Linked DNA regions of Mus musculus: region 2 is linked to region 1. Evidence: chromatin loops called from intact Hi-C (ENCODE). Cell type or tissue: gastrocnemius. All regions are shown on one strand. Links, peaks and the distances in the headings refer to the core of each region. The heading gives the core; the rest is flanking DNA.

Region 1 (8,134 bases), core at 1,023-6,022:
ATGATGGAATTTGGCTTAGAAGACATTATGGCTCCAGAGCCCACCTTATCAGCTGTCATGTTTTGCAACCATACAGCACCAGGGAAACTTTTTAGTCACTAACACACTGCTCAGAAATCTCTTCCTACCAAGAGTGATGTTTCCTTTGCTATGAAGTCCTATCTACTACGCTTCTGAAGGTTCTTTTTTTTTTTTTTTATGTCTTAAGCAAGACTATTCTAGGAGTTCTTGATCCTCTTATATCCCAGTAGAATGTGTTAGCAAAAGATCAGGGCACAATATGACTTTTTATGGATCCTACACCTGCTTTAGCACCCCCTTTGTCTCTTAAACACAATGGCATCCACCACACAATAAAAACCTTGAGATGGAGTGACGATAGGACCAGAAAAAATAGCTTTACTTTGTAAATATAAATTTTAAATTAAGTATTATTTTTGTAAATATGAATACAAATCTCTATACTACAGAAATTAAGGAAATCATAAGCATAGAGTTTCATCAACTCTGCCATATTCAGTTTGGAGGGCAGAAAGGAGGAAACGATAAAGTACTAACTTGCTAACTGTAACGTACACCTTTGTTTCTGTCTCTGCTCCATCTTCTGTCTTCCAAATACACACACGTGGGAGGGGGAAATGACAGATTATCACCTATAAGTGACACTTTGCCAATATGATTTTCTTAAAACATTCAAGAAAGCACAATTACTTCCTTTACCCGAGTTAAAGCATGAGGGTCAGTGGAAAGCAGACAGAGCCGCTCGCTTCTTGGGAAGTAGCCAACACCTTCATTCTCCAGCTTGAAGGACGGAGAGCACGCGGTCCCGACTTACTGGCAGCATCCTTTCGTGATAACACTTTTATTCACAAAGCAAGTCAGACCAGCAAGTAAGACCCTCTGGCTCGCACACAGGCTGATGTCACTCATGACCATGACATAGAACCTAGGCTTTGAGAATGGTTTTTTCCTACCTTGTCTGAACAGAGGACAAGCGACAGTACTGAGAGACATCCCAGAGGCAAGTCTGCCAAGATGAATGTTTCCAGTATGTGACATTTACCTGACCTCATTTGACACAAATTCATACTAGCCCATGCCTAATTCTTCCTGTCTGTCACCTTTGGTCACTCTCTAGGCATCTTATAAACTCTAGCAAGGCCCCGCTCTCCCAAGACATCTGCTTCTTCCATCTTACAGTGCTGAGACTGCATCAGGAATAGTTTCCCACATCCAAGCTTGTTGACATCCAGCCTCACTTTCACGGGCCGTTAAGATTCTCTAAGAGAAGCTCATCCAGAGCCCCATGCTGGAGGAAAACACACCAAAGAATGCTTTGCACAGAAGCAAAGGTTCTTATTGCAGCTTTGTTCAATATAATTGATGCCAACTCTCCAGATTCGTTGGAGAAATCATAATAACATTAAGATTAGCATTCATGTAGTCCTCGTTCTCTGGGATTTCATAAAGCAGTCAGTGCAATGGTGTGGTAAAATATATCACATCTCAAAACTACAAAGTGCACCCAAGCACAGTGGCTCTCACCGCTAACCTCGCCACTCAAGCGGTCAAGCCAGGAGGCTCACCGCAAGCCCGAGTCTGCACTACAGAGTATGTTCCAGACCAGCCTGGGCTACAAAGTTAGATTATATCTCAAGAAATAAAATCAAACTAAAATCATAGAACTTTGATTGTAAACTTGAAGAGACTTAAGTGTTCGTAATTAATAAGTGGAGTTGTGAATAAAACTCAATTGCCCACTGTGAATCATTGGTCAGAGTAGTAGCTTTTCTATCTTTCTTCACTAATAACGGTGGTATTATCTACATATTTTATCAATCAAATGTGATAAAGTATGAAAGGAATGGCTATTTAGTATCTTTCCTGAAATTCTACAAGTAAGCAACAGAGGATATCTTTTTTTTTTTTCAGATTTGTGATTGTCTCCTTCCAAAATACCACACAGTAATGAAAAGTTGTTGTTTCATGTTTAAAGGAGAAGAGAATAATTCACTGGGGTCCTAAGCGTTGCTTTAATTGTATTTTTAAACGTGGGTCAGCAGGATAACTCAATGGATAAAAGCTGCCACACAAGCCTGATGACCTGGCTTGGATCCCAGGACCACGTCAAAAGCTGGAGATGCTGCTACCAGGCCACCAACCCCAGTGCTCCTATGAGCTGGTAGGAGGGGACTGGATAGTCACTCAGAGGTTCATGGGGTAGCCAGCCTGGAGCTCACAAGGCAGAAAAACCCTCCTTCTCTCCCTCTTCCCCTCTCTCCCCCTCCCCCCTCTCTCTCCTCATCTTCTCCTATATCCTTATCTCTCTCTCTCCTTCTTGCCCTCCTTCTCTCAAAATTTAAAATTGTCTTTAAAATGTAAACCTGAATGTCAACGGCATCTTGCTGCTGTAGTCATACGGATACCTGGGTTTCTTCCCTAGTCATGGTCCTTCCATACCAAGAAAGAGTCTACACCACACACACCACACACACACACCACACACACACACACACACACCACACACACACACACACACCACACACACACACACACACCACATCACACACACCACACACACACACACACCACACACACACACCACACCACACACACACACACACACACACACACCACATCACACACACACACACACATACACACACCACACACCACACAGATACACACACACACCACCCCCCACACCACCACCACCCCCACACATCCCACGCCACCCACACACACACACACCACACCACACCACACACACACACACCACACCACAGCGCACACACACACATCACACACACACCACACCACACACCACACCACACAGACACACACACACCATACCACAGCACACACACACCACAGCACACACACACACACACACAGACACACACACCACACCACACCACACACCACACACACACCACACACACACACACACCACACTACAGCACACACCACACCACACACACACACCACACACACCACACCACACACACACACACACAGACACACACACCACACCACAGCACACACCACACACACATACACACACACACACACACACACACACACACACACCACCCTACAATTTTTTTGAGATTTTCATTTTCACATTTATATTTGTGAACAGAACTTTTTTTTTTTTCCAAGAGAACCAGATGCAGTGCCTAGCATAGCCTCACGGTGGTGGTAAATCATCACTAATATTCTGTCAAGGCCCATGGCAAGCTTTGTAGAAACCACAGAAGGCACTGCAGCATTCCTCCTGGGAAAACAAGAAGGGATTTGTTTCTAAGCTGTGGTTCTTCTCAACCAACCTTGAACAATGACCTTGGCACGCTCAACAAATCTATCAGCAGGGTTAATGCAAGGCTGCGTTTCTCTCCTGGCGTTGCCACAACACATTACTCTGAAGACTTATTATTTTATCCCTAAAGAGAATTTTGTGGGCTTATCTTTAAAACCATTGTGTTGATTTAGAATTCTCAACTTGGATTACGGCCATAGTGTTGGCATTTAAGATAACATTTACTGCGTAACCTAACTTGATGTGCTCCCTGAGAACCGTTTATTAAATCTTTACTTCTCCTAGCCCCCAATTTTCAACTTGAAATCTGAAAATTAGCTTTTTCTCCGCTTTTTTTGTTTGTTTGTTTTGTTTTGTTTTTTTCGAGACAGGGTTTCTCTGTATAGCCCTGGCTGTCCTGGAACTCACTCTGTAGACCAGGCTGGCCTTGAACTCAGAAATCTGCCTGCCTCTGCCTCCAGAGTGCTGGGATTAAAGGCGTGTTCCACCACGCCCAGTCATTTTCTTATTTTAAGACAGACCCAAAAACGTAACAAATCATCTTTATGGATCCACAGTTATGTAGTAACATAAACAGCCTACTGCAAAACCCTTTAAAATTGGCCCTAAAGGATTACTGTGCAATTTAATTGAACATTGCGACTGCTTGAAGAACTTTAACAATTGTTATTAGTGTGTGCATATGTATGTGCCATACCACGTGCAGAGCAGTAAGGGGACAGTTTGTGGGACTGATCCTCTCCATTCTCCTTTAGTGGGTCCCAGGGATCAAACTCAGAGCTCCGGGCTTGCACGCCAGCGCCTTCATGCACAGAGCCATCCTGCCAGACCTCCTGGAAGAGTTTGTAAAGCAATAGGGCCTGATTTAATCGCTCTGGGGTAAGGTTTGAGGTTGGGGTGTTTGGGATAACCTCCAGCAGTTGTAACGAGCAGCCACAGCTGAAAATCGCCATGGCTTAGAGGCATGTCCCCAAACGAGGGTCAGATTAATGTATAGAAGCTACCAATCTTATATGCTTAAAAACCTTAAGTAGTTTCCCATCAAAGATGGCAGCTTGGTGACTTGAAGCCAAATCTTTGCCATGAATGTGTTTATTGGATCTATTTAAAAACGGCTCAGATTAAAATTTTAAAACTGAGAGATGTCACATAAAATGTAGGTTTCCTACTTAAAAAAAAAAAATCTCTTGCCGTACAAAGTCACATTCCCACACAAATGGCATCTGCAGCTGAGAGGTGTTGTCCTTTAGACATGTTGTGTAGGCTCCAGTTGAATCAGCCCACTGTCCCTCATTTATGCATCCTATACGACTCATTTCCACAATCCACCTGGTCCCTTGGATCATTGGTTTATGACCCTAGTCTAGAAGAAGCTTACACTTAGCTTCTTACAGTCATTCATTCATGTAGTCATACATTCATTAAACAGATTCATTTCGTAACTTTGCTGTGCAGATATTTGGCATTCGATTCCCTCTCTGGCCCCTTTCCTTCTAACTTCACAGTCCCCTCCTTTCACCAAGTTGTTCTAAGCAGCAGTTACAGCAAGACATATCTGTAGCAATAACACGCTGGTTCATTTCTGAAGCTCCCTGGTGACCTGGACCAATGGTGTGTGAACAGAAGAAATATGTCAAACATTCACGTCCACAGAAGAAAGCTGGCTGCCTTTCTCTCTTTCTTTCTCGGGAGCTGGAGTGAAGACAAGGTCCAGAAGAGTAAAGAGGCAGGGATGAGAGAAAAGATGGAAGGAGAGAAGACGCGGAGGCGGGAGTGGGGTGGGGGTGGGGCTGTGGGCAGAAGGGGAGTTCTCAGGTTCTCCCTAACAGGACAGTGGGGTTGCTTCACCCTTTGCATGGGGAATGGCCCCCATAGGCCCACATACTTGAACACGTGCTCCCCAGCTATTTGCTGCTGTGGTCATGGAACATTAAGGAGGTGGAGACTTGCTGCAGGAAATGAGTTTCTGGGGCTGGCCCCGAGGTTGACATAGCTTTCCACATCCAGCTTCCAGTCTGGCCTCTGCTTCCAGTTCTGCTGAGAAGTGAAGAGGCCCAGCCATGTGACCCTGTCATGAAGTTGCCTGAGGTCACGCCTTCCCTGTGTCCCTTCTAACTGCATGCCAAATGAATCCCCTCCCTTAAGCTGCTTGGTCAGGTATCTGGTCACAAAGACAATGAGAGATGCCAATTCAAGGCAGAGGAAAATCTAGATGTGTAGCTCATAGTGAATTACTATACATATCACTATGCATTTTATTATATTATGACTTATTCTTGCTTTGAATAGGAGATGCAACCGTGTTGCAAACAGTGGGTAGACAAAATGAACAGAACTTGGATTTGACTTGTGCTAGTGAAATAACTCAGTCACAGGAAAGACATCGTGTCATTCCATGCAGATGCTGCTGGCAGAGCCCTAAAAGTTAGAGACAAGGAGCTGAGAATGAAGGGGGCCGTTTAATGGCATAGAGCAGCAGTTCTCAGCCTGTGCACCAGAGGTTGCCTATGGCCACTGGAACACGTAGGTATTTACATTATGATTCATAACAGTAGCAACAAAAATAGTTGTATGATTGGAGGTCATCCGAAGTCGAGGAACTGCATTAAAGGGCCATAGCCTTAGGGAGGTCGAGACCCACTGGCAAGTTTCAGGCTTACAAGAGGAGAATATTCTCACGAGCTGTTTCACAGGAATGTGAAAACCCAGCACTCCTGAACTGCACACCTCACATGGTTAACACAGCGAGTGTGAGTCTTGGTAACCACAATGAAGGAAAAACGGAAAAGGAAGAAAGCGAAGGGGTCGTGTGATGATTGCCACAGTCGGGGTGTGGTCACGGATGTGTAGGCACATAACCAAAATGAAGTCTGTAAGGACGGGGCCCGTCTGTACCTATCTAACTGTGGGGAAAATCATTGTTAAAACCAGTGTCACTTTAATTCATTCTCCTACTTTTACAACACACTCCACCCACACCTTCCCAGCTTCATCTCTGAGCACAAGGACAGCTGCCTCTGTGCAGACATGAGGACAGTTTTATCCAACCCAGTTACAAAGAGCAAGGGATGGGCTAAGCCTGTGCTGCACTAAATCCAAAATAATTTACAAGCGGTGACATCTCCAGCTGGCAGCGAGCTCTCAAAAGCTGTGTGTCTATGTCTCTGAGAACGAAATACAGCAACAGCTGGGCCAGTTGACTACGGCCAAGATACCGTAATCTGGCGTTTGAAGACATTTGCATCTCTGTAGAGAAATGGGCCTACCTGTGTCATGCACCTATCAATTTAGTGCCACTGACTCCAAGTGACTAGTGTCATCTCTCAGGACAATGTTCTCCAGAAACCCAGAGTGTGAAAAGAAGGCCTTGAACTGTATCAAAGCTTATCTGAGTGTCTTCACTGAGGTCTCTCCCCCCCCCCTCTCTCTCTCTCTCACACACACACACACACACACACACACACACACACCAGGGCTGCATTCCCTCCTGGGCACTGCTCAACTGTTCCAAGAGTTTGGATCTACTGCTCAGTAGATCCGAGAATTTCCCACTTTAGACAAGTGGCTGTTTCCCCACACAGTCATTACGAAAAGTTCCCACTGTCCATTTACTAACCCAGAAGCGCTTTTGTGAGTTTGGTAAATGGATTTTTATCTATTCGTATGATTACTGTCTTAATTCCTTGGCATTTTACACTCTCTCACAGATCAAGTCCTCTCTAGAGTTAGCAGTCACATGACCTTCAGCTCATTTGATCCTCAGATTCATCATCTGCAAAATGGGACAGGTCTTTCCCCCCCACCCCTAGTGGTCTGTACTGTTTTTTCTAAATATTTATTTTTTATTAGATATTTTCTTCATTTACATTTCAAATGCTCTCCCGAAAGTCCCCTATACCCTCCCTTTACCCTGCTCTCCAACCCACCCACTTCTGCTTCCTGGCCCTGGCATTCCCCTGTACTGGGGCATATGATCTCCGCAAGACCAAGGGCCTCTCCTCCCATTGATGGCCGCTTAGGCCATCCTCTGCTACATATGCAACTAGAGGCACAGCTCTGGGTGGGGGGGGGGGAGTACTGGTTAGTTCATATTTTTGATCCTCCTATAGGGTTGCCGACCCCTTTAGCTCCTTGGGTATTTTCTCTAGCTCCTTCATTAGGGACCCTGTGTTCCATCCAATGGATGACTGTGAGCATCCACTTCTGTATTTGCCAGGCACTGGCATAGCCTCACAAGAGACAGCTATATCAGGGTCCTGTGGGACAGGTCTTCTATAGGGTTGTTATATAAATTACATGAGAGGACCTACTGCAGAATCTGGCATTTAATATATGCTACTCAGAAATGAGTTTCCCTGTTTCCTCCTCAATCAAGAGCAGAAGCCAGGAACTTGGCTCCCCCGTCAGCCAGACAGGAAGTACTTCATTCTTTGCAGGCTACATATTTTCTGTCATAACTCTTCAAGTCTATCATCACAAAGCAGAAACATCCACAGGGGGAAAAAAGCATGACTGTGTTCCGATAATAGATTACTTTACAAACAGACTAGGCATGTAACTGAGTGGTGGGGTGTTAGCTTGCTATGTAAGAGGCCCTGGGTTCGACTGCTCAGCCTAGCCTAGCATGTAAGAGCTCCTGGGTTTAATTGCTCGGTAATTCTAAGAAGAAATAGAACAAAATAAAGTTAGCCAACAAACAGAGCAGCACTAGGAATACACGGGCTCAGGCTAGACTTGCCTTTTGTGATATAGCTCGTGCACTCATGTAAGGTATGGGTCCAGACACCACGTCACTTTTTTTTTTTTTTGGTTTTT
Region 2 (8,134 bases), core at 1,142-6,141, 890 kb after region 1:
AAGTATAGTTTTGTTAGCATTATCTGATTGACCTCGGTAGATAGTTGTTCTGTATTCCTAAACTAAAACAATTACTCTTTATAGGTACAGGCCAAACTGTTTTTACAAAATACCACTCTGTAATTAGAAATCTGGGTATCTAGAAGCAAGGGGTATATTTTGCAGGGGGATGTAGAGTAAATGTTTGTCTCCTCCTGCTGTGGAAATAAATATGCCGGAGCCCTTTCAGACCCACTCCTTGCTGCATCGTTTTCTTTTTACCAGGTCTGTCAGCTCCCACTTTCTCCCTTCTAGCTGGGTTCAGTCAATGGAAGAAACAACAGAAAGCCAAATGGGAGGAGCAGGGAAACACGTTTATGTGCCGGATGTTTACGTTGCTGTGCCTTGAAGAACGTTTCCCTTCCTCTGAGTCCCCCAGAATGGTGACCGCTGTCTCCTGTTGCTAGCCCTGGTCCTTCATTATCCCACACTGGTTTGGTTTAACCTTTCACCCGACTGCTTACTGGTCCCATCATTCAACTCTCTTCGGCCACCCCTCTAAACTGTGCCATCTGCTTCCTGTCAGGACAGATGCTCTGAATTTCTTCCCAAACCAAGATTTCTTCTGCCATTGCATAGAATTTGTTTTATATCGTATAGTGAACATAGAACGGTTTCTTCCAAAGTCCCTAAAGTCACTTTCATGTGTAGAAACTTCACAGTCAATCAATCAAAGTCTTGGTTTGGCCTTTCACTTTTCAAGAAAGGAAAGTAAACATGGGTGCTGGGGAAAATCGCTCAGTGATTAAAATCAGTGGCTGCTCTTCCGGAGGACTTTGGTTCAAGTCCTGTGACCCACATGGTGGGTCACAACCATGTGTAACTCTAGTGCCAGAGGACCTGATGCCTTCTTCTGGGCCCTCAGGCACCAGACATGCACAAGGTGCACAGGCAGGCAAAATACTGGCACATATTTTTTTTTAAAAGAACAAGGAAAGAAGAAAAAGTAGCCTCGCTGTTTGCTCTTTTGATCTCTAAATAATAGCATCTCTGATCAATAATATAGAATACTCTACATCTCTTGACAGAGCCTATCCCTGGAGTTATCCTGCTATGCAGTACTTCTCAAACACCCAGGTGAGAGAATTCCTTAGGACACTGTGAAGTAAGCCAAGGTCACAGACGAATCTTTAGCAGAGTGCAAATATCTAGAGAGTATACTAGACCTGCCTTATCTCTGAGGACTTGTTTTTATTTGGGAGTTGGATTGAGACTTTTTTTTTAATCAAGAGACAATTTAAGAAATTTCCCTAAACAATCTGATATCACATTTTCTTTTTTTTTTCTTTCTTTTTTCTTTTCTTTTTTTTTTTTTTTTGATATCACATTTTCTGTAAGGACATGGTTGAGTGGATTTCTTGTTTTTCATTGTTAGTACTTAGGGTCATATTTAAGTGTTCACTGCAGAAATACAGGGTTTTTTTTCCTCCGTCCTTTGCTCTGATTCTTCATCCACCGAGCACCACGCTAACGTCTGTCATCACACAGGGCTTTTGAGTACTTCCTACAGTAAGCTAATAGAGGCAGTCTATGCTCCCGTATCCTGCGCTTGGAGGGTGAGATGTGCCAGTCGTGCCCTATGTGAGATTTTCCACTCCCTGTCACGGCAGTACATCTTATTATTCACAGCTAAATTAGAATTCTGATCCTACTCCAGTGCTCTATGTGTTTTAGTTCACATGAACCAATTTCTCATCACCAATTCATCTTCCTAAGCACTGATAAAGAAAACTTCTCTAGGCTTTGAAGTGGAAAGGCAGCGTCCGTCTGCTTTCTGTAAAACGTGGGCACCTCTTCCAGCTGCACTTCTTCTTAGCACAGCTGTCGGTAGAGCTGCAGGGAGAGGCTCACTTTGGAGAGAAATCATTGGGAAACCTCCAGTTACTCTGAGCACTAGGAAGCAGATTCTGTTTCCTGTCCACATCTTTCCTTCTTCAGGATCAGGAAGCTGGGTATCAACTGCACAAGATCTTTTAGAAGATGTTCCCGGGCCTCTCATCTTTGTGAACTACTTTTGAATGCTTAAATGTGGGATGACCAAACCGAATGAATTAAGCAACTGAAAACAAGTCTCCATCAATTATTATACCATCACAGGGGATATAGAATTCACACACAATTGACATTATCCATACGGCCCCTTTTAATATTGTAGCTGTTTGAAAATCATTCTTGTCCAAAAAGTAATTTCTTCCTTCCTTTAAAATAATACTTATTTTTAAAAATTGTGTGTGTGTGTGTGTGTGTGTGTGTGTGTGTGTGTGTACATGCATACACTAAATGTGTACTGTGCGTAAGAAGGCCAAAAGCGGGCATTAGATTCCCTGGAATTGGAGTTACAGGTGGTTGTAAGACACCATGTGGGGGTTCATAAACAAACCTGGGTCCTCCCCAAGAGTAGCAAGTGCTCTGAACCACTGACCCATCTCTCAGACATCCAAAAGTAACTTCTTACATGTTCACAAGGCAAAGCAGGCCTCCAGCCATTGATTGACAGTCTTCCTCTAAAGCTGACTGATGCTTTGTTTTCCCTCTAGCTCTGAAGTAAATTGTCCGACCTGCTTCACCTGGACATTAAATGGGATGCCCATGACTGCTTGACTTTTGGAAATTAAGATGAAGGACTGGGATGGAGTTGGTTGGTAGTTGGTCAGTTGTCCAGCTTGCACGGGCCCTGGGTTCAGTCCCCAGCACCACACAAGGCAGGCGTGGTCAAGCACACCTGTGGTCCCAACACTCAGGAGGTGGAGGCAGGAGGATCAGGAATACTATCAAGAGTTCAGGGTTATCCTCTGATACATAGTGAGTTGAGGTCAGCCTAGACTATGAGACCATGTCTCAAAAAGCAAGGTGTCCCTATGAACTATATCAAAATTCCAGTCAAAAACTACCATCTTAACTAGTAAACGTACTCTAGTGTAACCTTCTAATGCAATTTAATTTTCTTTGCTCTTTATTGCCTTATTCAAATTTTGCTATCCTATCGCCTGCATGTCCTACTTCCATGAATTCTTTGTGGGAACAGTTTTTACAAAACACAGAAAGTGCTTTCTTTAATGTCTACTCCTTACTGCCCTCTGCAGGCAGAAGAGAAGAATAAGTGGCCAGATTTTTTATTTTTTTTTTTTTAACTCACATTCTCAGCCTAAGAGATTCTCACCCAATGGCAAAGTTAAAAGTAACTGGTGATTTTTTTTTTTTGAGACACTAACCATTAACAACCAAACACTATCTAAGCACAGAAATGGCTTCCCGTTGCTCCTTGTTGCACAGAGACCCCGGAGAACTATGCATCCTACTGGCAACAGCTCCTCCCATCTCCGGCACTCACATACGAATAAACACCAAAGTCTTCAGTAACTCCGGATCACAGCTTGGGTCTCTATACAATGTTCCTTTCGATTTGTAAAACTGGAATCTGAGTGGCAGCGTTCAGACTCAATAGTTACAGTGACATACAGGTGCAGGCATGAAAACTTCAACTTATGAATACTACACAAAAGACAACCAATGTGGGAGCCCCTGTAACGCAGCCACCAGAGATAAAGTGAGATGTTTCATTTTCTTTTTACTGAAAGTGTTAGGGAGGCTGCAAGATAACTAGCCAGCAAACCGCTTCAGTTTGTATACAAAGGCTGCTGATTATGCATGAGTTTCTTTTTCTCTACTTTGTATGGACAGCGGCACCGTCAGTGATGTCATCTAAAACAACAGACATGAATATATTGTGCCAACTGAGCCCAAATCAATGACCTGAGTAATGCAATCAGGGTACCACTATTATTTGCCCACTAAACCCTCCGCGTCTGTGAGAAAGAAATGCTAATCCTATGCACTTTCACGGAATAGATTTCGTGGGAAAGAAAACCAAGCCCTGTTTACTTTTATTTACATTCTAATAAGTTCTTAAGGAAAATGGACCACAGGATTCGATGTCATTGGGAACATCAGGAAATGTTGCAGGACTGTGTAAGTACCAAATTCAGTTACTGGTGAGCGAGCACACTCTGAGATAAGAATATTCCTACCAAGGATATTTTCTAAAGAAATGCTCTCCTCCATTCAAAAGGAGGTTTCTCCTGCCTGGGACTGAGGGGTTGGTGAGTCTGTGGTTCTTGTGAGGAGCACTGTCAGTCCAAGTAGCATGACTTCTTTTAAGATATAGAGATAGAAATTAAATATAGATTCATGTATATGTATATGATGTATGTGTATATGTATAAAAACAGTTATGCTTATTGTGTATAATTTTAGGTAAATGTAAAATCATAAAATCACAGCATTCCAAGGAATTCCAAAACAACATAAACTATTATGGCCCTGGATACCTCTCAAAGGCTGAAGGAAAGTCTCTTGCTGAAGACACTTTACATTTAACACACAGGACTCAGACCATTCGAGCTGGATCTGATCTAAAAGCCTCCTTCCTGTGGCTAGCTTCCATGCTACCAGACAACGCTACACAAGCTGCCAAAGGAGGGAAGCAATTTTCAGCCCCACCCAGCAATGACACCTATGAACCACAACAAGGACCAGCAAGGCAAGAGAGCCACAAAGACACAGTAAACGGCACTCCCAAGTCAGTTGTAACTAACAGCTGTCTAATTGGATGCAAAGCCCACTGGACAAGAGGTAAACCATGCCTGTTACTAGAACCTAGCCAAATTCCCCAGGGGTAGTGAGGTCAGGGGTCTTAGAAGAGAATCTACTACATAGCATAACTGTGCTAGCGCAACATAATTTCTAATCCCATTCTAAATTGTATCCTTATATCCATGGGTAAATGTAACTATCACCACTCATCATGGAAGAGTCTCTTAACAGCCAATGAGAATTGTCACAGAGAACCACAACTGGACACAATTTGGAGATCAAAGGATTGTGGGAAGCCCGGCCCCATCTACATCACTTCACATTTATATCATAGATGCTCTTGCATCTATCACTCAAGGAACATCTCAGAAGAGGAAGCAGAAAAATTGGAAGAGTTAGAATACCAGGATGTCTGCTTACAAAACAATCTCTCATAGAAGCTGTTGCATAAAAGAAGCCTGAACAAAGGCAATAGGACATCTCAATAGAGTCTACCCCTAGACAAAGAACTGCAGGCAGCTAATGACTGTACAAAAAGAAAATTAACCTCTCCTATGAATGTCACCCAATACAAAGAGATCAGCTCTGAGACCATATACACACAAACAGCAAAAACACACTCAACAGGTTATATTCGTATATTTTTACATGCTTAATGTAACTATAATAATCGAAGAAAAAAGTTTATTATTGCAAGTGAGGAAAAATAAAAGAAGTTGGGGGAAGAGACTTGGGAGGGGTTGGGGAAGGAAAGTGATATAACTACATTTGAATTAAAATGTGTATAAATGAAAAGTTAAAATAATTTTTAAAAGTAATTGGTTGCCCCCCAAAAAATGCATTCACATAGCTTATAAACACCCTTCCACAACTATGGAATGATTTGTAGCATTTCTGATATAGGAGTCAGCACTGCTTTGAGTGGATGTGGTGGTTTGGGTATGCTCGGCCCAGGGAGTAGCACCATTAGGAGGTGTGACCTTGTTGGAGTAGGTGTGTCACTGTGGGTGTGGGCTTAAGATCCTCATCCCAGCTGCCTGGGAGTTAGTCTTCCACTAGCAGCCTTCAGATGAAGATGTAGAACTCTCAGCTCTGCCTGCACCATGCCTGCCTAGATGCTGCCATACTCCCATCTTGATGATACTGGACCAAACCTCTGAACCTGTAAGCCAGCCCCAATCAAATGTTGTCCTTTATAATACTTGCCTTGGTCACAGTGTCTGTTCATAACAGTAAAACCCTAAGACTGTGGGCAAGATATATTTTGAAAGATTTCTAACTTTTAATTCAGTGTTTCTAAGCTTTGCTAAAGCTGCAACCCAGTTCCTCAGGTTGTCATAACCCCCAACCATAAAATGACCTTTTTTTGGGGGGGGGAGGGGGTTGAGACAGGGTTTCTCTGTATATCCCTGGCTGTCCTGGAACTCACTCTGTAGACCAGACTGGTCTCGAACTCAGAAATCCGCCTGCCTCTGCCTCTGGAGTGCTGGGATCAAAGGTGTGTGCCACCACTGCCCAGCTATAAAATGATTTTCATTGCTACTTTATCACTGTAATTTTGCTACTGTTATAAATAAAATGTAAATCTCTGTGTTTCCCAATAGTCTTTGTAAGACACCGAAGCTGGGCCGCCACTCAAGTCCCGGGATGAGCTGGCCAGCACCCCAGTGACCCGAGAGAAAACCACACCTGATGCAAACTGCAAGAGGTTTTATTATCAGTTAGCTGAGGACAAAGTCCCTCTGCCATGCAGGGCAGGGGAGTTTGACCCTGAGCAGTGACAGTAGGGGGCTTTTAACAGCTAGCTGAGGAATTGGGAGGAGTTGGGAGGAGAGTTGGGAGGAGTTGAGAAGAGTTGGGAGGAGTTGAGAAGAGTTGGGAGGAGTTGGAAGGAGTTGGGAGGAGAGTTCTTCTCTTCCAGGTGTCCTTGGTGAAATTTACAAGGCAGGAGTGAGGAGTGAGTTCTTTCTGAATTTTTATCTCCCGTGTCCTCGGCACAGGAAGGCAGGCATCTCTGGTTGTAAAGTATAGAAACAAAAAGGCTTTTTGCTGGCTATAGTGAACAAAGAGCTTCTTTCTGGCTGTATTTTTAGAGATCAGGGAAAACAAGCTTGGGGAACGTCCCAGGGGCTTTACCTTCCAGGGAGAAATGCTCTAAATCGGGGTCCCACATCTTAGGTGCTCCCTTCTATAGTTGCATCTGTCCCCCACCCACAGGTTAAGTTCCCTCTCTGCCTGCTTTGAGATCAATTGATCTCATTCTAGTTATGTCTTTATAATAAATATAGAATGGATTTAACTCTGACTTACATTCTTTCCAATACCTGGAAACCTAAGCTTTCTGAAATGAAAAATATTTCTTCAAAAGCTATGAAGCAGGTAGCAGAGCAGGATGGGGTGGGGTGGGGCTGTGGGCGGGCACACATGTAATTCCTGCAATTGGGAGAAGGAGTTCAGTTCAAGGTCAGCCTCAGCTATGTGGTTATTGCGACCAACCCCGACTCTATGAGACCCTACCTCCAAAAACAAAACTAAAAACGAGGCATTCGAGGATGAGATTAGGTTAAAGAAGGAGGGAGAGAAGGAGAGACAGAGATCTCTAAACAAAAACCCTCCAAGAGACTGAAGCTTCAAAGCTCCAAAGCTGGTCAATTCCACATCCGGGACTCCGGAGAGCCAGGCGGAGGCCCCGCCCACTTAGGTGGGGCCACGAGCAGTGGGAGGCGCCTACCCGAGCATGCGCAGTGCGGACCCGCGCCATGGCGGACGGTGGTCGTGTGGCCCAGGCTCGTGCGCTCCTGCAGCAGTGCCTGCACGCTCGCCTGCAAGTGCGCCCGGCCGATGGAGACGCCGCGGCGCAGTGGGTGGAGGTAACGCCCGGCCCTATCCGCGGAACCGTGCCGGTCTTCCTGTCATCTTTCGTGAGATGAAGAGCTTGTCCCTTTCCGTCTGCCCACTTTAGTGGGCTGCCTAGCTGTCTCTTTGGACTTGGCGTCTGGTGGTGGCCTGTGCCCCACTGGTTCGCTCTGCAGCTCTCAGCCTGCGGATGATCTTTCTGCCTTAGTATATTAAGTGTTGAGGTAACAGCGTGAGCCATCTCGCTTCTCAGAATTTTCAGGGAATCTCACCGCCAGTAGATCCTTAGATTCCATTATCCCGCAATGCGGGGCTGCTCACCACCACCTGTAACTCCAGCTCGGTCGGATCTGATGGCCTCCTCTAGGCGGGACAGACACCTGCCGTTGTACACAGACACACAAGTGCACATAGTTAAACAAAAATCTTTTCCCAGGTAATTCAAGTATGAGTGCAGAGCTAGCTATATTTACACAGAAAACCATTAGAACCAGAAAGATATAGCTGAACGTAATGTCGCTAACAGTTAAATTGAGTCTCAAACATGTATAAAGCTTTGGAAGTTAAAGCATGAAATATAACTGTGTGTCTGCCTTCCCATTTATTTTTATGTAGCATTTGATAAACACCTGGGTTGTATTTACTG

The links. A loop is a pair of places that touch in the nucleus more often than their neighbours do. Peaks named below come from ENCODE experiments on the same cell type or tissue, not always from the same donor. Only the 100,000 strongest peaks of a DNase experiment are listed, where the experiment ranks them.
Region 2: it touches region 1 in a loop (7-fold over the local background); 13 of 42 quality-filtered maps call a loop at or near these places.

What each region holds. Positions count from the first base shown.
Region 1 is chr12:52,890,990-52,899,123 of GRCm38, reverse strand. The region is part of intron 4 of Akap6 (A kinase (PRKA) anchor protein 6); the gene reads right to left. Among named protein-coding and RNA genes, the nearest start is that of Gm51971, 96 kb to the right of the region's middle. In gastrocnemius, for the core only: a CTCF peak has its summit at 3,202; DNase peaks (open chromatin) are centred at 2,135 and 3,237; H3K4me3 peaks cover 606 bases; H3K27ac peaks cover 2,308 bases.
Region 2 is chr12:52,005,743-52,013,876 of GRCm38, reverse strand. It overlaps Dtd2 (D-tyrosyl-tRNA deacylase 2), which reads left to right and starts at 7,370. Exons shown (of 3, transcript NM_029545.3): 1 at 7,370-7,502. The coding sequence starts at 7,392. In gastrocnemius, for the core only: a CTCF peak has its summit at 3,120 (motif pointing left); no DNase peak of the experiment used is centred there.